Regions from separate parts of the Mus musculus genome. Here all the other regions are linked to region 1. Evidence: chromatin loops called from intact Hi-C (ENCODE). Cell type or tissue: heart. All regions are shown on one strand. Each heading gives the region's core, and the rest is flanking DNA. Links, peaks and the distances in the headings are about the cores only.

The links. A loop is a pair of places that touch in the nucleus more often than their neighbours do. Peaks named below come from ENCODE experiments on the same cell type or tissue, not always from the same donor. Only the 100,000 strongest peaks of a DNase experiment are listed, where the experiment ranks them.
Region 2: it touches region 1 in a loop (8-fold over the local background); 4 of 42 quality-filtered maps call a loop at or near these places.
Region 3: a loop joins it to region 1, with 2.6 times the contacts of the local background. A loop is called at or near these places in 3 of 42 quality-filtered maps.

Annotation. Positions count from the first base shown.
Region 1 is chr3:100,485,705-100,493,708 of GRCm38, reverse strand. Tent5c (terminal nucleotidyltransferase 5C) reads left to right here and starts at 4,517. Exons shown (of 2, transcript NM_001142952.1): 1 at 4,517-4,615. In heart, for the core only: no CTCF peak of the experiment used is centred there; DNase peaks (open chromatin) are centred at 4,298 and 5,058; H3K4me3 peaks cover 3,129 bases; H3K27ac peaks cover 2,311 bases; H3K27me3 peaks cover 441 bases.
Region 2 is chr3:100,161,713-100,169,716 of GRCm38, reverse strand. It overlaps Gdap2 (ganglioside-induced differentiation-associated-protein 2), which reads right to left and starts at 7,254. Exons shown (of 14, transcript NM_010269.3): 1 at 7,052-7,254. It overlaps Wdr3 (WD repeat domain 3), which reads left to right and starts at 7,310. Exons shown (of 27, transcript NM_175552.5): 1 at 7,310-7,373. In heart, for the core only: no CTCF peak of the experiment used is centred there; no DNase peak of the experiment used is centred there; H3K4me3 peaks cover 568 bases; H3K27ac peaks cover 446 bases.
Region 3 is chr3:100,919,012-100,927,015 of GRCm38, reverse strand. It overlaps Trim45 (tripartite motif-containing 45), which reads right to left and starts at 4,523. Exons shown (of 6, transcript NM_194343.2): 1 at 3,617-4,523; 2 at 1,342-2,075. The coding sequence starts at 4,104. In heart, for the core only: no CTCF peak of the experiment used is centred there; DNase peaks (open chromatin) are centred at 2,765, 3,805 and 4,665; H3K4me3 peaks cover 2,172 bases; H3K27ac peaks cover 2,298 bases.

The DNA of each region.
Region 1 (8,004 bases), core at 1,266-6,265:
GGCAATTCTTATAAAGGAAAACATTTAACTGCAGGTGGCTTACAGCTCAGAGGTTGAATCCATTGTCATCATGGTGGGAAGCATGGTAGTACACAGGCAGACATACGTGGTCCAGAGAGGTAGCTGGGAGTTCTACATCCAGATCAGCATGCAGCAGGGATGAAGAGACGCTGGGCCTGGCTTGAGTATTTGAAACAGCCCAAAGCCCACCCTCAGTGACGCACTTCCTCCAACAAGGCCACACCTCCAAATAGTGCCACTCCCTAAACCAATGGGATCATTGTCATTCAAACCACCACAGCTTCCTTACAAATAAAAGCTGAACCTTTTTACTCCAAAGTTAACTATCTTCTTGCAATGCCGAAGAATAACAACAACAAAACAACAACAACCCAAACCCAAAACAAACAAACAAAATGCATATTGGCCTGAACCAACCAGAGAGGAAATGAAGGTCAGCGGAAGGTATACCATAATCCTCCTTGCCCCTGACTCACTGAGGTACAGACAAAGCATCTGTACGGAAGTATATTATAATCACCTTGCTATTCCTTTATTTTTTTAATCTGTATGTAGACAGCATAAATTTGCTTAGTGTGGAGGGATATCCATTGTTCTATGTTCTTATTGAGGTCCCGTACCCACTTTAAGCATATTAATAATGCTGACACTAATCATGTTAAGGAAGATACTTGGAAGATATTTGAATAAATATTATGACAACTCACTCTGAGATAATATAATCAAAAAGTCTTTCCTACCCAATAAGGACAGTAATGGTGGCATTCCTTTGATTTGCTGGAGTACTGAAAATAATTTTACTGAGTCATGAAATGTCTAGGGTTATTCTAAAAGAAGGCACTCTTGCATTTTGAAGACTGTTTTACCTGTTTTCCCACCCTTGGTTTCTCTAGGCACAAACCAGTAGATTATTCTGAATGAAAAAAGAAAGGAAGGAAGGAAGGAAGGAAGGAAGGAAGGAAGGAAGGAAGAAAGAAAGAAAGAAAGAAAGAAAGAAAGAAAGAAAGAGAGGAAGGTAGGTTCTTGGAGCATTTTGATTGGCTATATGCCAGTAGAGGCTGGAATCTGGCAAGGAGGCACCCAAGAGTCTTGCATGGACAGTTTAAATATCTGGTTCCATGTCCAGTGGGCAGGACCTGGCAACCTCCTGAGCCTCCTGCCAACTTCAAGGTGCCATGGTTTATAAGGTAGAAAGAACACGGTGTATTTAAAAATAAGAAGAAAGAAACACAGATTCTAAAAAAGTTGAGCAAGGGTGGGGGTAGGGGTTGGGGGTGGGAGTAGCCAGAGGGAAAGCACACACTGTGGGACTAGAACCACTTTCATTTCTGGATCCTGCCCTCCTCGTCTCCCCATCACAGAATTGCCTAATTTGTTCAGGAAGTTGAACAAAATGTCACCTAAGCAAAGGGCAGATCAAACTTTAGGTTTAGAAGTTACTTGTGGTAAGAGAGCAGAAGGGGCTAACAGGGAAGAGAAGAGCCAGCCAGCCAGGAGGGGGCCTGGGAGAGACCTGAGAGGGGGCAGAACAAAGCATATGGCAAACATGTACGTCTGAAACATCATGGTGAAAACCACTAATGTGCATGCTAACTAAAACATCTACTACTATCAATGACCTCCGCTGACCAGATCCAAGTCAAAGGCCAAGGTAATAATTTGCTTAAATGTTATTGAGATTGGAGCCTTGCAGAAGGGCAGCTATTTCCTCAAGGCTTGAAACCCAATTCTTAGAAGAGCGCAGAGGCAATCATCTTTGTGGCTTTGGGCTAGGCAGAGATTCCTTAAACAGGGTGCAAAACACTAAGCATTAGAGATAAGACTGGTACATCGGGCTGATTGAAAATTATGAAACTCTTTTAGTCTGATACAGGTTGAGAGAAGGGATTTGGAATAGATATAAGGCATTATATCTGGAATATGTGAAGAACTGAATACAGTTCAAACAGGCAAAAGACACAAATAGATACTTCTCAAAGAACATCTTAATGGGTGATAGACATCTGAAAAGTTGCTCAACAGCATTGGTCACCAGAGAAATGAATGCCTAATTATAGTGAAATATACATCCCTGTTGTAAATTTACAAAGAAAGCACTTAGGCTAAGGAGATGGCTCAGAGGGTAAAGCAGCTTGTGGCTAAGCCTGAGGATGAACTCAGTTCCACCCCCAGACCCCACATGGTGGAGAGCTGGAGCTCCCAAGAGTTGTTCAATGCCCTCGACACAGCCACTGTGGCATGCACACACCCCCCTCCAATAATAAAGTGTAACTAAAGACATTTTAAATACCATGTTACCAAATGGTAAATGCGTGGGGTCATCAGGATCTTTACAGTGCTGGCTGAAGCATTAAACAGACTACCCATTCTGCTTTACGGATAGATCTATTTTTGTCTGTTTTATGGTTTAAGCTTGTTGTTTTCTCTTTGGTTGTTATTTTTATAACCCAGATAATTGGAAATATATTTAAAGGTTAACATTGTGTGTATACTCTGTGAACCAGAATTTCCAGTCTCCAAGCGTGTGCTTGGCACAAATGAATGCTGTATAGCAGACATATGGAAGAATGTTGACAGCAACTTCACAACGGACTGTCCAAAACCTGAAGCAAATGAAGTGCCTATCAGACGGTAAGCTGAGGGCATAAAGTGTTGGTTATTTAATGAATATGCAGTGGTGAAGAATGAGCCACGGTTACATACAACACCACAGAGAAATCTCACGGAGAGAAAAATGTTCACCCTCTGTTTCCCCATGAATAGTTCAAATACCAGAACAATTGACATATGAAGACTGAGTTCTTAATATTGGTAACCCTGCAATCTATTGAGTGACAGGGGCCATGGCTAAGCTGGAAATGTTCTGGGTGACAGCTCTGTGAGTACACACACCCATCATTTTGTACACAATAAAAGACACTGTGAGATCAGAAAGGGCTCACATTATCAACAAAAAAGCTGGCCATATATCCTGAATTTGTGTTCAAGAACATGTAAGTTCTCATACTGATGTCTTACACTGTTTTAGTTTTGGGAATTCGCCTCCCCTACCAGAGAAAGCATGTGCATGTGTGAGAACTCTTCATAGCCTAGCAGACACTGCTGGATACGGATACTCACGCTCCACAGAGGTGGAGAGGGCAGAAGAGAGCACCGATTCGGGAAGCCATCTAGGCCCCAGTACCCAGGAGAGGGTCAAACGAAACTCAACAAGTGTTTATTAACGACTGCTTTCTGATTTATTTAGTACCTGGCATGAACTTTTTAGCAAGCAGTGCATGATTAATAGCTATTTCCATAATATTGATCTCACGGTTATCTCGTCCTTCCTCCCATAATACAGATGGGAAATAGTGTTTTTGGAGGATAGGTCAAGACGGTCAGTAAAGCTGGGCGTGGTAGACCACGCCTATAATCCCAGCAGTTGGGAGGTGCACAGAGGTGGATCAGTTAAAGGTGAGCCAAGGCTACTTAGAGGCCTGTCTGGGGTTCAGGAGGCATTGTCTTAAAATAAAGACCAAACCACAATAGCTTCTTGCAAGGCCTTCCGGGTAATTAAGTGGTGAAGGAGAGTTCCACAGCGGAGCCATCAACTATGTGTGTGTGAGTGAGTGAGTGAGTGAGTGAGTGTGTGTGTGTGTGTGTGTGTGAGCCATCAACTATGTGTGTGTGAGTGAGTGAGTGAGTGAGTGTGTGTGTGTGTGTGTGTGTGTGTGTGTGTGTGTGTGTGTGTGTGTGTCCCACACCTGCGAGCAGTAACAAGCAGCAAAGACCAGCGCTGCTCTCTGGAGAGCTGAGCTGCTGTGCTTAAGGCTTTGGCGATAGCTTCCCGGGATCGCCAATTGCACACAGGTGGTCCGCGCGGCCACAGCTGCTTCCTTCCCCCCAGGACCACGACCTCACCTCCAGCCAATTTGTTCGAGGAATCAGAAAGATTTTTCCAGGGCCCACCTAAGAGTTTTCCGACTTCACAAACACCGCGCGAGGCAGGCGTGGGCTTCCACTCCCGGCTCCCGGAAACCAGAGAGCACTGGGGCGAGGAGCGCCTAAAAGTTTGAAAGAAGACGCGCCCGCCAGGGAGCAAGCGGGGTAGAGGGAAGGACAGTCTAGGCAAGGGAAAGCTAAAGAAGACGGCAGAGTGGAGCGGAGAGGACAGAGGAAAATTGTGCCCTCAACCCCAAAGTTAGTTCGCCGCCCACAAAGCACCTCTCTATTGCGCCTGCGCAACGCTGCCTCTTGGTCACCCCGCCCCTTTGCGCCGCCCGAGGTTTACTCGTCTCTCGGCAACCATTGACCCGAGGAGCCAATCAGAGGGCGGCGTTCGTCCGGCCCCCCGCCGTCAGCGCGGGGCGCAAGGATCCCGCGGGGCCCCGGCCGGCGCGCCCCGCCCTGGCTCCCCCGGGAGGCCGGCCGCGGGGCGGGGGCAGGGGCGGGGAGGCGCGGGGGAGTGGTCAGGCCGGTTAAGATCGGAGGGGGCGGCGGCCGGACCGCTCACTCGCCGCAGCTGTCTAGGGGCCGCAGTCTCCGCTCCGCTCCTGCTGGGGGCTGCCCACGCCAACCACCTGCCTCAGTCACCTCCTCTTCCAACGCCCAGGTGAGTCCACACTCCCCTCCTCCGCAGGTGGGAGGATGCTGCTGCGGTCCTCCGGGGCGGGGGGGGCGGGGGGGGCCGCGCTTTCCCGCTTAGGGTCAGTCCCGGCAGAGCCTGGTGGCATGCCCCGGGGATGGAGGAGAGATGCCAGCAGGTGTCAGGACCCGCCTGGCTCCCGCGTCCCTCACGCAAACTTTCCTCTGTGAAGGAGGCAAACTTTTCGGAGACCGTGGCCGGGCTTTGGCAAACTTGGGCGAGTTCCTGCTGCCCCGGCAGCCGGAGTGTAGGGGGCTCTTTCCCTGCACCTAGTCGGTGCTCCGGCTCTGAGCTGCGCCCCTGTGGCGCGCACACCGAGCCCGGAACCCGGGCGATTTTGAACCCCGCGGTTTTGGCGGCGCAGATGAAGACGCAGCGGTCGGGGCTAAAGCCTGGCCGGCGAGGGGAGGGCAGTTTCCTGGGCTCGGTGCCCGGGATGGCGGCTGAGATCCTTCTCCCTTTGGGACTGTGGACACCCAGCGCGGCCAAATGATCGAAGCTGCGCGTCTCTCGGAAACTTCTCGAGAATTCAGCGGCTGTGAAACCTGGTTCCTCCCCTTTGGGGATCGAAAGTCGCTTACTGCGTAGGCTGAAAGCCATGTAGTCAGTCCGTTGACTCTGATAGCGGTGCTGTCGGTGGCTTAGAGGCGCGGCTCCCGGATCGTCCGGGTCAGGGAACTTCTTTAGCGCAGTTTGCGAGGAGGGTGAGAGCCTTCTCCATAGGAAGAAGTTGAGGAACCTGCAGTACCAGCTGGTAGCCTTTACACCTAGCGCGGGCAGGCTGGAGGGCAGGAGACCGCAAAGTCCTGGAGGGCTGGTGAGGAAATGCCTAGTTGGTTTTTCAAGAACGCAAAACTTCCACCAGCATCGATTGTCATCCCTAGGTGGTCTAGGCCTCTTTTCTCTCCTCTCAACCTTTAATGTGGAGAAACCGTTCAGAGCCCGGACCCAAGTCTTAAGCCCCTCCCTCAATTGAGGATAAAGTGCTTACAACGAAAGATTTAATAGACTTACTGATTTTTTAAGAATAGCTGTGTATGTAATAGTTTGAATTATGACGAGTTTGGTGTTCTGGAAATAAAGTTAAGATGGTCAAATCCTCCTAAATTAGGTCCCCAGCTGCCCCGCTACTCTGGGAAGGAGGGTGACGGTGGCCATTGCTGGCTACAACAACTTCCACTGTAATTTGCTTGGCAAGGCAGCGAGGGAGCCAGAAAGCTAGCCAGGCAGCCAAGAGGGTGGTAGGAAGGCTTACCAAGAATTCTATCTTGCTGGAAGTCACCAGAGGTGTGATTGTTTTTCCACATCTTACCCCGCAGTCGAAGGGTGTGGGGTGAGGAGTAACGAAGAGCCACTTTTCTCTCCCAGCTGCTACAGCTGGACCACCAGTGGTCCTGTCCTCTGCTGGCCTTGTTTGTGGGGATGGAGGGCTTAGTATCTTAGTATCCGGATCGGACAGCTGAAACCTTCTCTCTGAAGAGACACTTTGGTTTAAGAAGCTTTTAGATGGAGAGTTCGATGTGTGGAATAATTGTCCCAGGATCTGCACAGGATGTTGCTTACTATAGTTAAAATTGTGGGGGTTGTTGAGCGATCTCTAGACTGTTACTAAAAGAAAGGTCCCGAAGTTTTATGAGTAACTTTAGTGTGTGCACCTAGAACAAACAGTCACACTCTTTAGTCTGAGTTTCTCCCATAATACCTACCTTGTATCTAGAGATTAAGTTTGTGAACTCAGAAGGGAGGACTTGGCTCCTGGCCTGTTGGTCTGAGTGTGAGTGGAGTGCCAAGGGCTCGCTCTCCAGCTTTTCCAGCTCTGCTGCAAGTATAGCTACCAAGCTTTCTGCAGGACTTCCAGCCTCTGCCCTCCATCACCAACCCCAGTGGGGATGCATCCCCCAGTGTCCAAGGGCAGGCAGATTATACTTGCTTTGCATTGCCCATGGGAAAGTCCAGGAACCACTCAGCAATGAAAGCAATTTAAAAGGGGACTGTTGAGCCCTGTTGTACTATTAGTTAGGCTCAGCTGCAACAAAACTGGAAAGCTGCATTGAATGTTTCCTTTCTCCCTCCCTCCCTCCTGCCCTCCCTTCCCAGCTTCATCTACTAAGTAGTACCCTGTCTCTATCTCTCTTCTATGCTATGCTGTCGTAGAATCAGCCATGGAAGAAGGACAGCCTATATTATTAAGAAAAGCTGTAGAAGCAGAGATGGGCTAAGAGTTAAGATGATGGCTAGGGGGTTCTTATCTCTTTCCTGGCCTCCTGGACACTCTCTCCTCTCTCTTCTATCTCTCTCTGAATGTTTGGAGATTAATAGGGAGTGAGTCAGAATCTGAGGTGTTTCTTGGTTTAAAACTAGTCTGTTGGTTTTTTCTCATTATTGAGGTAACCGGCGAATAGGGGAGATGCCTTCTACCATCCCACTGTTTTGACTGTAGCTGTTGAAATCGTATTATGATGGCACCAGCTTTTCCATATTTGACGACGTGCTTGTGAGTTTAAAGCTACTTGAGAAAAGCTGACCTTCTAATTTCTTGAACCTGAGGTTTCTCCCGCTTTGTAACCTTTTGACTGGATGCGTTCATTGAAAGGGAGTTTTGGCTTAGAGTTCAAAAGGTTTATAGACAACATCTTTACATAACTCAGCTTTGTAATGGGAGTCTTCTGAAGTGTTTCAAATTAATATTCTGTACAGCTGGGCCCTGGGAGCTTGTTCTTGAAGTGTTTGCAGAGCGTTTTGAAACAACAGGGGGAAAAAAGCCCTTCCTATGAAGAAGTAATTACTGACACGAAGCAGCTCTGTGTAAGGGTGTTTTGTGGTTTCAGAGCATTTTGCACTGTGGTCCCTTTTTCTTGGATAATGGAGGTTGGGTCAGAAGGTGCTTCCTAGGTGGTATGTGCCAGGTGCCAGCCAGGCAGGCCAAGGGAATGATAGGCGAAAGGCCTGCCTGTGGAAGAGCTTTAGAGGTGAGCTCAGCTGGCCTGACTTTCTGATATACTTGAAGAACTTGTTTTTCTCTCAGTTGTCCTTGCACGTGGACCCCAGAAAAGTGTGGGTTTGTGGTCACTGCAAAGTCCTCACCCCTGCCTAGAAAGTGCATGCATGGCCTTGTGTGCAGACATGCGTCTGTCATGTGAATGCACACTCTCTCTGCTGGGTGCTGCCTGCTGTTCTTTGCGCAGGCGGAAGCATGCTTGAAGTGGCTGTCCTGCTGGATCAAGGGACTAGATGGAGCTTGCTTTCTGTGTCAGGAGCGCCTGGTTTAAAAGGCTGGATGATGTCTTGATCTTTTCAGTGAAACCTCTGTAGTGTAGGCTTGGAGCAGAGGAAAGGTGCCTGCATTGACCAACAGC
Region 2 (8,004 bases), core at 1,993-6,992, 320 kb after region 1:
TTCTGTGATCAGAATCATCACAAATCACAACAGCTCCATCTTCAGAAAGGCCCACTCACTCAACCCTTTCAGCCTCCACTACTGCAAAAAGAAATAAATAAAATACTAGACACTATGCTATGAGGTAAAAAATGAAAAATAACATGTATAACTTAAATAATTCCATTTGATAATAATGTGGATATGTTAGACTGAGACAGGGGTCACTACGCTTAAATAGTAAGAGATAATAAAGGTTTCAACTAACAATCAAAGATGATGAGGCTTGGATTTAAGAGGCAACATATGGGGGCTAGAGAAACGGCCCAGAAGTTATGAATACACACTATTCTTGCCGAGGATCAGATCTGGTTCTTACCGCTCATGGTGGGAGGCTCGCAACCACTTATAACTCTGACGTGCACATATATATGTAATTGTAAATACATTACAAATAAAGTAAAATCTTCTTTAAAAAGAGGCAACATGCAGAGGAACAATGAACAGGATCTGACAATACACAGGATATGGTATATGAGACTGCTTGTGGTAGACAGCTGGTTGTACAAACGCTGGAAGAGGAAGGTGTGAGTTTCTAGAGCTGGACCTAGGCTACGGACAACTCCACCAGAGCAAAGGATACTCAACTTACCCCTGACTCCCACAGCTGTTTCCTGCAGTAAACTGCAGCCTCATTTATCCTCTTAACATTTGTTCGCACTAAGTGTGAGTTAGGTACTATTCCAAGTCCTGGGGACTCTGGGAGCAGGGCATGTCTACCTTTGGGAGCTCATGTATCTGCAGAGAAGAAAGGTGATGATAACAGTGTAATGAGAGCGCGTTCCAGAGAACAAGTGACTTGTGAGGAGCAAGCAGGGAAAACAAGAGAGCAGGGAAGCAGCCAGGGCAAAGACCAAGGGACATGGAAGGTGAGCTGCAGTCCAGGGGGAGCCAGGAAGCCATCTAGGTAATGATTTAGATCATAAGGTTGGTGCTGAGCGAGGCCAGATGATGCAGTTGTAAAACCATGCTAAAATCCTCAGCTCTTCCTCTAAATATGAGGAAGCCAAATACACTGCTTGAAACGAAGACTCTAGTTAGGGAAAGCAAGAAGGGTAAGAGTTGCAGTAGAAGATACAAGATGATCATAGGAGAGATGGGTGGCCACGAGAAATGTCACATCTGGGACTATAACTGACAGATAAATCCAAAGAATTTGTCATAGGAATACAGAGGATCCACACAAGTGAGACAATGCCTAGATTACTTCCCTTGAGCAACTGAGTTGGCTAGTGATGCTACTTATAGAGAAGAGGTATTGGAGTAAGCTGTAGGGTGAAGGAAAAGCAAGGGTTCCCATTCCATATGTCTGTCCTTTTGAATGTGCTGAGTTCAAAATGTTTATTACATAGCCCTGAGTTTACTGTCAAACTAACAAATGGATGCTTGAGGCTAGAGCTCAGAGCAGAGGTTCAGCATAGATCTAGAAGTCTCAGCAAGTGCAGTGTTGAAAACTACGGGAACTAGACAAGACTGTCTGCGGGACAAGTGCAAACAGTGAGAAAGAGATCCTAGGGCTGAGTCCTACAGCAAAATGCACACTAAGACAAGAGCGTAGGTGAGGAGGCGGCTAAGCCAGGAAGGAAGCTCAGCAAAGACAGCAGTGGAAGGCCAACAGAAGGAAGGGCGCATTCATGGGTGCTTCAGCCAGAAAGATCAGCTAGAGCAGAATGCTACCAAATGATCAAGACCTCGTGGGTTCAGGAAATGAGCAGGCAGATGAAGGACAGAAAGTCAATCTGGGAGCTAATTTTTAAAAAGCTTTTTGACCTGAGGCTAATGTTTGTTGTCATACTCAGGGAGAACAAACTTGCCCTTCCCAAACTAATTTATCCACGTTTCTCGGAGAGAGACCAGATACTAACTGGAAGCACAGATCTATCAGAATATGCAAACCTACTGTTAGATGGGAAGTATGGTCATTCAGCTAGCAGCTAAAAAAAAGATCTTATAGAGTATGCTAAGATAATTTGTATTAGTGCTTATGTTTATACTAAATAATCCTGCTTTAAGATTAGTTTTCTAGATGTTGTACTTAGTTCAGTCCCTTTGAACCTGGAGACAAACACAAGCCACATGTGTAAAAATACTCAGATTTGCTCCAGGCAAAACTGAACTAAGTTGCCAGCCCTTACTCTGCTCATTCTAACTCATTTAGGCCTTGAAATCAGATTCTCCTGCCGCAGCCTCCTGAGTGCCTGGAACATCAGGTTAGTGTCCGGGGCCTGGCTCACCATATCACCTGATGGCAGTAAATAAATGAATAATTGCTTCTTTAAGCTAAATTCTATTCCTGACACTAACACCTGCCTCTGGAATATGTGAAAGATCAACAAAAAGTTAAATGGTCAAGACAAAAAGAATCTCCACCTTGCTGTAGTTCTTCTTTTCTCTGTGACAGAGGTAAAATCACATTGTGTGCATAACTTTGAACCTATGTCTACACACAGTGAAAAAGTGGAGTGTGGCATAATGCAAGTCATGAGACTCTGTGTCCAGGTCCAAGTGCGGATCCCTGAGTCAACATCTTCGAGCTGTGATCCTTGAGGCAAAGCTAGTATTTATAGCTAAAGCAGAGGTAATTAACTCACAGGCTTATCATGAAGATGAATGCAATAATCTGTGCCAAAACTACACAGCAGAGCACCTGCCGTAAAGCAAGGCACAATGAATTACCTTTTGAGATTTCCTCAGGGCCAGTGTGACCACGGCTGAGATGAAGTTCTATTTCCATGTGCAGCAAAGGCTCCACACTCGCTGTCAAATCACCATGCAAGCTGAATGCTGAGTGCTGAATGCTGAGTGCTGAGTGCTGAATGCTGAGTGCTGAATGCTGAGTGCTGAATGCTGAGTGCTCAACTAAGTTACAGTCCTACAGATCTTGATGTCATGACTTCCCTTGTCATGTCTGGTTAATCCCTAAATAACCCAACATCTGCTCCTGTGTCACTAGGGGAAGGAAATCACACAAGCAGCCATTTTGTGCCAAAATGAGTGTGCGTGTTCCTACGTTAGCTGGACCCACCATCAATATTACTGCTCAAACCACTAACTTCTCTCTAGTTCCAAATCCATCTTTATAGAATACTCTTTTCCAACTTCTGAGTTATCTCGGGGTATATTCTGCATGCTTAAGCCAGCCAAAAGGTCTTAACTCAAGCACTTTGCTAGCTGCCCGTCACAAGAATAACATCAATTCTCCCTGAACATTTTTGGAAAATCTTTCCTCCCTCATTTCTTCTTCAGACCATAGAAACATCTCCCCAGTTTGTTGTTGTTGTTGTTTTGTGTTTGTTTGTTTTGTACTGGGGTTGAATCTGGGCCTCAGGCATGCTGGGCAAACATTATCATGTGCTATATCTCCAGCCCTAAATTGCCCCGCCTTACCTTGTTCACTCTAACTCACATAGGCCTTGAAACCAGATTCTCCTGCCTCAGCCTCCCGAGCAGCTGGAACCTCGGAACATCAGGCTAGTGCCATGGGCCTGGCTCACCATGTCACTTTGTGTGAGAGGGTGCGGTATGTGCTTGCATGGGTGTGTGTAAGCATGTGAATGGAGGTTAAAGTCAACAGCAGGTATCTTCCTTAATTGCTTGTTCAACCTATTGAGACAGTCTCTCACTGAGCCTGGAGCTCGGTGATTCCACCAAAACCCTCAAAGATTCCATCTCTTGTGTCCTCCTTCCAAAGCTGAGATCACAGGTGCACGGCAAAGCATCTAGCTTCTTACCTGGGAGCTCAGTCCTCCTCCCACCTGAGTGTAACGCTACTCTAGGCTCCACCTCACTTTGAGTGTTTGTTGCAGAGCTGTATCCTCTTAAAACTTTCCCCCCTCAACGACGATCACAGCTCTGATTTCAAGGTCAACAGAAACCTAAGTTGATCACTTTCTCCGAGAAGTCCCATTACTGTCCTTGATGTGTATGGACTTCAGTAGGTCTCCTATACACCCAATCATCTCCAGTCAGTACAGCTCGTTGCCTCTCTCCAGCTACTGAAGACGTCAGTGTGAGTGCTAAATGAACGATAACTAATGCTCAAAGCTGACTGTGGGGCAAAAGGTAAGGCCTTTCCTGGAAAGCTTCCTGAAAGTTAATCAAGGTTGAATTCTTTGGCAGCTCCATCCGCACCTCCAAAGAGAAACTGATTTTTCTCATTAAAAAGAGATTTAACTCCTGCCTGCTCCCAACATAAACTCATGGCCATGCTTGTGCAAAAGCGGAGCAGCGAACCCAAAGGTGGCAGAAACCTAAACACTGTCTCACTCCACAGAATGTGTGGTAAGAAATATAGCCTGTAAGAGATGATGCATATATCTGAAAGGATTTCCAGACTTAGATTAAGAATTCTAGGGATAGACTGAAAACAAGCAGGGTGGTGGGCATGATGGGAACTGTGTGTGTGGGGGGGAAGGGGAGCAGACATGACTACAGTGATTTATAACCTTAGCCAGAAATTAAGCAACATGAAACCAAAAAGCCCTTCCCACTGGAAATCAATTGACCAGTGTTGAACTTTGAACAAGCTTGCAAACAAGCACTATAGTTTAGTAAAACTCACAGTCTCCTGAGGCACAGTTTTGTATCAAAAAGTTGTTGGTTTCCAGACTAAATCAGATCTATGAATTAGGCTAAATATTTTCTATGTTAGTTTAAGAGAAAGGACCCCCCCCCCCAAACAAAGAGAAGCTACTATTCTTTATGATTCAAAGAGTTCTTTGTAGCTTATTTCCCCCTGCATCCTGCCACCATTAGCTTTTAAAAACATACAAATTGTGAGTTATTTGAAAAATTGAATTGCCTGCAGAGACCAGATTTTTACTCCTCCAGGTCCGGCAGCATCAGGCAGAGCACTTGGGATCACTGTCTCAAAACCTGAGTTTCCAAACAGGTAAAAAAGAATGGTATCAAGTTGGGTGTGGTGGCACAGGCCTTAAATTCCAGCTCTGGGAGGCTAAGGCAGGTTGAGCTCAGTGAATTTGAGGCCCAGCTGTCCTAGTTCTAGGACAGCCAGAATTATCTTATCTCAACAAAATAAAACAAAATGAATGGTGCCACTTAAAAAAAGGGCGGGGGGGGGGGAGAGTGAGAACCAACTAAGAGGAGAAGATGACTGTCAAATGTTTACACAGGTGAGCTAAGTCTGGGAAACACATAGAGTTGGACCATGAATCTGACCTCTAATAATTAAGCAGCTTGTTTGTTGCTTTTGGCAAATAACAGGTTTATTATTCTTTATGGCTCTGTATTTCAATATTTAAATGCCCAGGATATATAAGGGTGAAAGCACCCACCATATTCATCCTGATGCCAAATCAATTATATTTACAAGAGTTACTTTATGCAAATGGAAGCTGCTCAGATGAAAACATGTCCGTGCTCACCTATATCAGCAAATAAATACATTATAATAAAACAGACCTCTAACCTTCATCAATGGTCCCAGGTAAACTGTAAATCATCATTCAAAAAAACATACAAAACACATGTTTTCCGGTGAATTAGCAGTGTCACCTACATATTAAACACACCAGAGCATGCTTCAGTTGCAAGTCTTCATACAGAGTGCAATTTGAAACTTAAAATAATAATGTTGTTCTTCAAGTACTAGATAAGAAAATGTATCTTAAAGTACTGGATAAGAAAATATGTAAGATTAAGGTGTGCTAGTTTAGCCTGGCGGGCCAGTACACGCCTTTAATTCCTGCATGCTGTAGGCAGAGGCAGGTGGATCTTTGTGAGCTCAAGGACAACATGGTCTTCAGAGAGCTCCAGAACAGGGCCTTTGTGAGACTCTGTCTAAGGAGGGGTGGTGATAGGGATGCTAGATGCAGCACTCTATATCATACCAGGCTGGCTTTCCAGTGCTGGTATTAAAGTTGTGGACAAAACCTGGCTTTGATCCCACGACCAAAGATGACAACATCAATTGGCAATGTCTAAAGGTTGGGCAGGCCTGAAATCTTCTAAACTGTTTCCCCACCAAAGCACACATCTCCCATCTCTAACAAGGAAATGCACAGCATCTACAGGAGGTAGGGTCCATACACATCTATCCAAATGTTCCTCCCCAGCCTGGAATAAATTTATCATCACGATTTCTTGCCTTCTTTTCATCCAACCCACTACAAATGATTCTTCTTTCAAAACAATTTTCTTAAACACAGAGGATGAGCTGGACATGTTTTAAATCACTAAGAAAATCTTACCCAGTAAATAGTAGCTAAAATTAAAAAGGAAAGGCCGGGCGTGGTGGCGCACGCCTTTAATCCCAGCACTTGGGAGGCAGAGGCAGGCGGATTTCTGAGTTCGAGGCCAGCCTGGTCTACAAAGTGAGTTCCAGGACAGCCAGAGCTACACAGAGAAACCCTGTCTCAAAAAAAAAAAAAAAAAAAAAAAAAAAAATAAGGAAGACAAGTCTACCTGTCAGCTACAATTGTCTACATGTCTAATTTCTAGGTTGGCTACAGAGGTTCAGTAAACCATGGCAGGGATCAATTCTTTTGTATAGTTATACGTACAGTTATATAGACAGCTACAGACATCAGACCTCGTTTCTAAAACTTCTAGACCAGCCCAAGGATAAAAGGGGGCAAGAGAAGAAAAGCTAATTTCCTCGTTAACAGAGTGGCTCAGTCTCAGTCTACAATTAAGGACCAGTAAGCCCAGGGTCACTTCCCTCTCAAGTGACCTGAAAGCGGAAACACAAAGCCAGGTCAATGTCACTCCAGGGACTGCGGGGTCTTTTTACAACTCAGCATCCTGGGCTCAGCGTCTGACCACAGGGAACCCGATTTATAGGACGGGCTGGACTCTGCTAGAGCCGCCACCCGCAGGGCTGCTCGCAGCACCGCGTCCCAGCAAATCCCGGGGACCTGCGTCCCCAGAGCTTGGCGACCCAACCTACCCTGAGTGCGAAGCCCAAAGCCCGGGAGGACCCGCCAGCCCAATCCCTCCCAGCCGCCGCACCCGACTGTGTCGCCCTCCCTTCCCGGCTTCGCCCTTCTCTCACAGCGCTCGGGCGGGCCCATCCGGGCGGCGGCCCGCAGCTCACTCAGATCCGTGGCAGAATTCAGGCGGATGACATCCGTACACTTTGCTTGCCAGAGGCGGAGGCTGAAGCGAACCGGTCTCCAGAGGCCAGGGTGACTGGCGACAGCGATCTGACAGCGAAGGTACCCGCTTCCTCTCCGCCACGCCACCCAATCACAGCGCTCTGCCGTCACTTCCGCCTAGAAGGTAAGGGAAACGCCGGGCGGAAGAAACTTCCAATCGGACCGGAAGTGGCGGGTCTCGTAGGCAGCGCTGTCTGCTGGAGCCTCGTGGAGAGTGAGGTGAGTGTTGCTGGCTCTTTAGGGATCGCGGGGCGCGGTTCCCCGCACAGTGGTGTTCACGGTGAGCCGACGCGGCGAGGGACTCCGCGCTAAGGGCACTAGGGAGGCCGGGGAGAAGCCCTTTGCCGCGGCCGTCTGCATCGCAGAACCCAGAGGCCGCGCGCTGCCCCCGGGCCGGAGTGCGAGGCTGCTGGAACTGCCCGATTTCCTTGGATTATTTCGGGGATGATGTGCAATAGAAACTTAGGTGCGGGGGATAGTTTGAGAGTGACCAGGTCGCAGGAAGGAAAACAAGCGAAGTTATTTGAGAAATAAGCTTTAAAGCCCTCGGGTAGGTACAGTGCATGTGAAAACGATAAACAAGCGTGTTACTATGACTTGAAGCGAAAATCGTGGACGTGGAAGTGCTAGATAGAAAACCAGTGCAGCAGCTCGTTGAAGACAAACTGGAGATGAAAGTGCAGGGAAGAGAAAACTGGGTAGAAAAGGCAGACACATGAACACACATGCATAAAAGCTGAGATCGGTTGGTCTGAGCTTTTGGATAGAGGAACTGCAGCAGCCCCATAAGCTCTGCGAGCTTATTATATACAGTTGAAAATGAAGAGGGGATTATTGCTTACAACTGAAC
Region 3 (8,004 bases), core at 1,993-6,992, 430 kb before region 1:
TCTGCATCTTAACTTCAGCCTCAAGGCAACTGCAAAACCCAAAGACAGCCTTTAGGCTTGTATGAGACTGGACCCTCAAAACTATCTTCTATAAGCCCTGGGTCCTCCTAGAAGAGGTGAAAGATACTGAAGTCCAGCTTGCAACTTCCCTGTTGTGAGAACCTCTGCCACTCAGAAGCTAACGCCAGGGTGCCATAGCCTATGGGCCAGCATGAAGACAAAGCTGGGTTTCTCAAGCCTAGTTTGTGAACTACCAGGTGTTGTACAGAGGTACACTGGGGGATGAGGGTGGGGGGAGGGTGTTAGGAAACTCCCGAAACACTGTGCCCAACTTAGTGGCTACTTCTGGGAAAGAAGAGTCTCAGAGTGATCTGTGACTCCCAAAGAATTAGGAATTCCTCCCAAAGGTGAAGGCAAATCAAATACAAATGTCCCCATCAGGAACAGAAGGAAACTTCCCAAAGGAACCGAACACTGGTCTAAAGGAGCCATTTCTAGGTGGACCTGGTGATGCACATCTTTAAACCCGGCAGAGGCAAGTGCATCTCTCTAAGTTTAAGGCCAATCTGTTCCACATAGTTCCAGGTCAGCCAGAGCTGTGTTAAGCAGTGAGACCCTGTCTTAACAAAAGCAAAGGAGACAAACCCGAACAAACCCCATCAACCTACCAAATCCTTTCAACTACCAATGGCATAGAGTTTGTGTGAACCAAAATGGTAAGGAGGAAAGGAAGGTGTGACTGCCTTCCCACTCCTCTGTAACCCACCACACAGCAGCCAAGCACCAGGAGCTGCGGTGTGAGCCTCTGAGCAGGTAGATTCTGCCTTGCTCTAGTCAGTGCCGTTATCTCCTGTGGGCACAGCCAGGTTCTAACTTCCCCAAAGCAAAGCCTGATCCTGAAGGTTCTTGGGAGCTTCTATTTTCTGAAGTACAAAAGGTTCAAGCCTACCCCCAGTATTAATAACTGCAGCCTGCCCAGACCATGAGAAAGAAAGGGGCAAGGCAGGGAGCCACTGCCTTTTAAACCAGTATACCTTGCCGAACAAGCCTCATTTAGTTTCTCTTTTTGACACACGGTCTCATATAGCCCAGCCTGCCATCAAACTTGCTATGCATCCGAAGAGGTCCTCCAACTTCTGACCCACCTGTGAGTACTAGGATTAAAAGCATATGTGGCCAGGCTCAGTTTTATGTGGTGCCAGCAACCAGACCCAGACTCTGTGCAAGCTAGGCAAGCATTCTGCCAATGGCACTATACCCCCAGGACAGCACGACACAACTCTTTAAATGTCAGGTCCCTGGGCACTGCTCTCTCAATACCATTGAGAAATGCTTCCCTACCTTCTCCCTGAAGGACACACTGAGCTGGATCAACTTCCTGCGTGTTAATGGCCCCATACACTTCATAGCCTTGGCACTGGCCTGCCTTCTCCTGGGGGGAGAAGCAGATCTTATGGTTCACTCCTGGGCGGGCACTGTATTCAACTTTATTCAGCTTCCTGAGCCGCTCTACAACCACTCCCTTGGTGATGAGAATCTCTAAGTCCGAGCCGCTGGTCAGCAGATGCTCGGTGAACTCCACTCCAGTCCGCATATCTGCCAGCAGCTGTTCCAGCTGCGCTTTCTGCAGCTGTAAAGCGGTTTCCCTCTGGATCCGTATGTCATCCAGCTGCTGCAGCAGCTTGTCCCGGTGTTCCTCGATGGCTTTGATGTAGCCCTCAGAGAATGTCCGGACGTCAGCTGCCACTGCCTCCACTCGCTCTTGGAGGGCGTTGTTCACACTTTTAATCTGTGCCAGGGCATCTTCCAGGGCTTCCACATGGGGCTGGGTGTCTCGAAGCAGCTCCCGCACAGAATCTCCATGCTTGTGGATGACATTGCTGGTGAAGTCATAGGGGTGCTCTCGGTGCTCCCCAACTACACAGTCCCGACACACCGGCCGGTCACAGAGTTCACAGAACAGCCTCAGCTCCTCTGCAGGGTGAGAAGGACATAGGATGGGCTTTCCAACCTGGCTGTAGCCTTTCAGGTCTTTTAGGTCCACCATGGTGTGATATGTCGTCTTCTTCTGTCGCCTGGAAAGAAGCAGTTGGGGACAGGAAGTGAGGAAACAACTCTAGAGGGGGACAGTTTGGCAAAGAGGTTCTAGGGGTTAGATTTGAGTCACACTCCTCAGAATGTATTAAAAAAAAAAAACTACAGGATCCTTTTTGCTTCATTATTTCTCTACACGGTGAAGCACATGCCTATCTGAGTGTTGTTATTTAGGACACAATACATAAATACTTGAATTTGGCATGGGATACATCTTCAAAGGTGCAGTGCTGAGACTATATTCTGAGAGACTTTTCACTCGAGGTAATCTGGTAAGTTTAGACAAGAGTCACAGCCCACTTCCTAAAGCAGGGTGGAAGGCTAACACCAAGTGGTAAACCAAGCCAGATGGATCTATATAGCAACGAAAGCAGCCAGCTGGCTCCTGCAAACTCTCATGTTTAATTAACATTTTTGTAAAGCAGTTCCCTTGGCCAGTGACTACATCGCATCCACTGGCAGGCCAGAATTCTCCTTAAGAGTCATCCGCATTAGTAGAAAGCGAAATCAATAGGTACTAAGTTCTCTTGGATCCCTCCTTCCTATAGATTTCTAAGGGACTCAGGGAAATCTCTAGGGAAAGGCAGGGACTGCTCACAGAGTTCCCTGGCAACATCCCATCAACCTGAAGTGTGTATGCCTGTTCTGCTACTAGTGCAGATGCAGAGAAAACGGTCAGCTGTTGAGCTGGCAACAAGACAGTCATAGGGATAATCACAAAGTTACAAATAGAGAGCTAAGACAACTGTTCTGTTGGTAAGGCCAGAAAACAAGGGGAGGCCAGAACTCAGAGAGAGAGAGAGAGAAAAAAAAGCCAGTTCTAGATTAACCCAAAACCTTGTTTAGTTTTGTATTCTGATGCACTAGAGTGGGATGGAAGAGAAAATGGGACAAAGACTAGCATCTAACAAGCTATTCCGTGACTGTGATAAAAGGCAAAACACCCCAATTACCAGCCTGCTGTCCAGGTCAGAGGTCTGAGTTAAGGCACAGTCAATGGACACCTACACTGAGGTGACCTGTTTAGTAAAAAGAGCAAAGAAGAAGGAACTAGGTCTGAACTGAGGATTCGGTTCAGTTACATGATTACCAGCTGTGGGACTTGGGCGAAACACAAACCACTGCTGGGCTTCCATCTCCTCATTTACTAAAGAGGGGTGAAGTAGCACCCACCTTTCGGTAAGAGTTACAATGATCAGATGAGATCAAGCGCAGGGTGTATGCTAGCACAGTAATCCTCTCTCCAGCACACGGTCCGTTTTCAATAGATTAAACAATTGGTGATAGAAGAAAACTCAAGGTGCTCTATAAACCGAAACCTGCCCTGCTTTTGTTACTACAGCTATCAGGTCAGCGGTGCTAACCTCCGTTCTAGAGCTTGCGATCTGTTTGCACAGTGTTCTTTGCACTTTGACAGTGTCTGCGAAAGCCTTCTTTTTGACCTGCTCACCAAAGGGATCTGTGTCTTGCTTTCTTTGCACTCTACTCTTACGCCACAATAAACGGGGTACTCCCTCTTTACCTATGAGCCTGGCAGCAGAAGTGGCAGAGATTGGCTTTGCAGGTCTGACACCTCTTCTCTACTTCTCTGTCGCTGCACAGGTCACACACCAGGCCCTGGCCTTCCCCACGCAGGTTCTCCAGCAGCACATCATTCATGGCCAGGTGGTCTACCGTTAAAGCCTTCACTCCACCCAAGGGCAGGTCCACTTGAGCATCACATACCGGACAGAGGATGCCGATCTGTGGCTGCAGGCTACATAACTCGGGGTCCTGGAATACTGACCCCTCAGAGCTTGTATCTGAGTCACCCCCACGGATGTCCACTACTGAGAATGGATCCAGCTTTTCCAGACACGTGGTGCACACTGTGTGCAAGCAAGGCAAGAGCCTGGGGACTTTGAAAAGCCTCAGACATGTAGGACAATGAGTCTTGCCTGAGCTTCCAGACGCGTTCGCATCTTGGAGTTTGTGCACGAAACCCAGAAGCGGCTTCCTGATTTCTGACATCTTCCCCACGTATGTACCCAGTATCACAAAAGGCCCTGCGCAGTCCTCTAATGCAGGTTAGATTTACTCAAAGACAGAGTTCCAAGATCTTGAACACTGACCATGAGGACTCTCGTGTTGCCAAGTAAAAGGACAACCAGAAAGAGAACGCCTCTGAGGAACCATCCACAGATCTCCGGATTTGTGGTTTGGCCCTTCCTTTCCACTGCATCCCACACCAGTCACAGCCACACCCTCCTGGATCACCCACATCGTCCTCCTCGCAAGCGCTTCTAGAGCTAGTCCCCAGCTAATTCTGCCACCACCACCCTGACCCCAGCATTTCTTGTCCTCCAAGGTCACCCTCCCTCCCGCCCCCACCACGCCACAAGCGCGCCCTCCGGGCGATGAGGTAGTGGGTCCTCGGGCTCTCCCAGAGTGAGGGGCCAGGGGCAGCCGCCTCTCTGGTTTGCCTAGGAGGCCCTAGAGCCGTCGCCCCGCCTCACACCAATCCCAGACCAGGATTCTCCGAAGAATCCAATCACCGTCCGAAAGGGGCGGGCCTCGCAGTTCGGAGCCATGTCGTCCTCCAGAGTGACATCACTGTCATCCAATAAGTTCAGCAAGGTCCACATCCTCGCCGGCCACTCGCGCGGCGAAAGGAGAGGGAGCAAGGGAGGGCCTCGTGCAGAACCGGGAGGAGGAGTCTGGGAGTGAGCGGCGTAATGTGGTTGGCGTCACGAATGTGAGCTCCTGCCGCCGGAGAGGCCTCTGGATCGTTGAAAAGCCTGCGCTGAGGCTCCACCCCAAACTCAGATAGGGTTCTCCCATTGGTGCGTGGTACTGTCAGTCGGCCGAGGTGTAGCCCGAAGCATTCTGGAAGTTGTAGGCAGGCTCTCGGTTGCAGAGGCTATAGCGAATCAGCGGCCACCGGGTCAGTTTCCTTTCTGGGTTTTCCAAGTATTTTTTCTGCCCTGGAATCTCTTACGTACAGCGTGCTCGGAACCAGAACCCTCTCAGCTGGCTAGCTTCTGGCATTTTCCAGGGCAAGGGTACCTCCGTGTCTGGTTCCAGAACTAAACTTAACTGAAAAGTTTAGAACTGCTGCTCCGCGGAGCTCCACTGAGTTTCCCGGGTGGAAGCTGCTTTGAATCATTCAAGACCAAGACCGGAGAGACACACCTCACCAGAATTCTACAGTAACAGAAGTTGTCAGGGTTGCGGGGGGTGGCCTACAGAGCAAGTTTGGCATTTGTTTTTACAATCAAGGGGAGCTCCTGGTTGGTCACAATGGGGCAGTGGAGGATGTCACTGGGACAAGTCCCTTGTAGGTCCGACTAGTTAAAAAGTTGGGCACACCTGGTCCCTGAGCATAATTATTTCTTTGACGCCTTAAAGAATTTGCCAAGAGTCTCAGATTCATTCATTTGGAGACTGTTTCCTACACATGGGGTCTAAGGCACTGACTGATCTCTGAATCCAAAAATTGTAATAGCATGGCTCCGTAGTTGCTATCTGTTCCCATTCTTCAGATGCGTAAGCCTCTGTCTATCTCACTGTTTTCCTTTACAGTCTTCCATATATGATTTCAACCCATGCATCACTGTTTCAGGGACCTCTTTATTAGAGATGTCATAGTATAGGCATAGCTGTCGAAGCCTATGCTTTTACGAAGTATGGGCCTTCGGTGGAAAGAGCCCCAAACTATGAAAAGATGAAATTAAAAGAAAAAAAAAGAATTATCTGACTCTTCGTAAAATATGTTAAAGTAGAGATGTAGCTCACTGATCCAGTATTTGCTTAGTATGTTGAGACTCTGGGTTCTGTCTGTGGTACACGTGTGAACACAGACACCACACACACACACACACACACACACACACACACACACACACACACACAGGTCTGATTTGGTCTTTATTGTGAGGGTCTCGAGAGCTGGTTCTAACTTTAGCATAAGTAAAAACGTTATCTGCTAATGAATGGCTCAAAAGCCATTTTTACATAACAGTCACATGACCTCCCAGTGTAAGGAGTCGGCAAAGGTCTTAAAAGTGAAAGTGGTCCTTACCCAGACTTCTCCAGCCTTTCTCTCCTGCGCTGCCCTGGCCGAGTCCCCTCGCTTCACCGCAGTATGCTGAAGCAAATTCCAAAAGCGGTGTGGACTTGGCTTTGCTATATAGTGTTGCTCTGAACCTGCCCTCCTCTGTGCTTAGCCATGCTTTGTCTTATCTCTTATTCATGCCATATATTATATTTCCCATAGGGTGTATTCTGACTTCTCTGTTGGAGGAGTGCTGTATAATTTATATGCATTATCTCATTTAATCTCCCAACAGCTTATAATAGAGCTGCCTGGGAGGGGTCGAGTGGTCAACCCAAGCTAGCATCTGGGATGGGAACAACAGTCTTAAGATGTCATGCCTAAGATTCTGCCCAGTCCCCTCTGTCCTTCCCTTTCTCAGCTTCTTGCACATCAAATCCCTACCTGCCTTCCATGGAGAGAGAAGATGGGGCTATCTGGAGAACATCTTTCCGTTCTACTTAAAAGTCTATGCATCTTCTCTCCTTTCTCACGCCATTGATTGCTGGTTTTCTCCCAACCTCTTCTGCCTCTCCTTATTTTGCTAACACTTTTCAGTGAGTCCTTTACACATTCTTTCTCCCGAGGACTGTGATGAAGTCCTGAAAGAAAACTCACCCTCCCTTGATCCAGTTCCCCTCAACTTAATTAGCGCTGGTGGCTCTCACCACTGTGGTTCTTAAACTTTGTGCTAGTCTCATCACCGATGTTTTGTTCTTTCTCTTTGGTGTGTAGAGAATGAGTGACAACATTCCTGGACTTTTCTCAGTACTCAGCCACGTTAGTGTTTGCCCTTGCTGTGTCCCAGGGTGGTTTCGTGGCTCCTTTGTTGGCCCCCACTGTATTTCCTCTTAAAGAGCTGAGTCCCCAATTTATATTTCCAGTTCTGACTAACCCCTCCCCAGAGCTTTTGTCATAAATGTCTGTTATAGCTCTGCTCCAGGACGTTGCCTTCGCCTAACCCCATCTTCAGTGACTCGAGGCTTCTCTCTTCATTGCATTCTGTGCTCTTAGTCTTCTGGTTTCACTCTCCCAAGGGGAAGCTCACTCTCCCAACCTGAGATCTTATCATCTTCTTGGCTTCCTTTCTTGTTTTCCACATCCAGGCAGGCATCAGTTTCTTTCCATCCGCATTGCCAACACCTTAGTGCATAGAAATTTTAAGATGGTACAAGACCTTATCACTCTCTCAAGTACCACAATAGTCTCTGGATTATGGTTGACTTCCTTTTGTGAAATAGCTAATTTGATCTTCCAGGTTAATTGTAAAACCACATTAAGCCTTCATTCTAAAACGTTTCCCTTACAGACATATAAACCCGGACTTTTAGGTAATCCCTGAAGTTTGACAAGCACCTTTCTTGCTCTTTGTCAGTTTGTCCTGCCTTTATTTTTAAAACTTCTCCTTCTTTCTGTGGCAGGAGACCTTTCTGTTACCTCCCCAGAATCTTGCTGTTGTTTCTAAGCTCCAGCTTGTATTCTAATGGCTTCCTTGTGAGTTTGGAGATTTAGCACAGTGATATGATTTGATACTGAGCACCCCTCAAAAAAAAAAAAAACACTAAAGGAAATCAATCTTCTGCCTATATTATTTATGTTGCGATATTTGTCTACCTTATAGTATTGTTTTATTATGTTTGTGTACATATTTATATAGACTTATGTATAGATTGTGTATATTGTGTGTAGATATGGCATACAAATATATGTTTTCTGTCTCTCTGTTAAGATAAAGGAAACCAGCTGGGCGTGGTGGCGCACGCCTGTAATCCCAGCACTCGGGAGGCAGAGGCAGGCAGATTTCTGAGTTTGAGGCCAGCCTGGTCTACAAAGTGAGT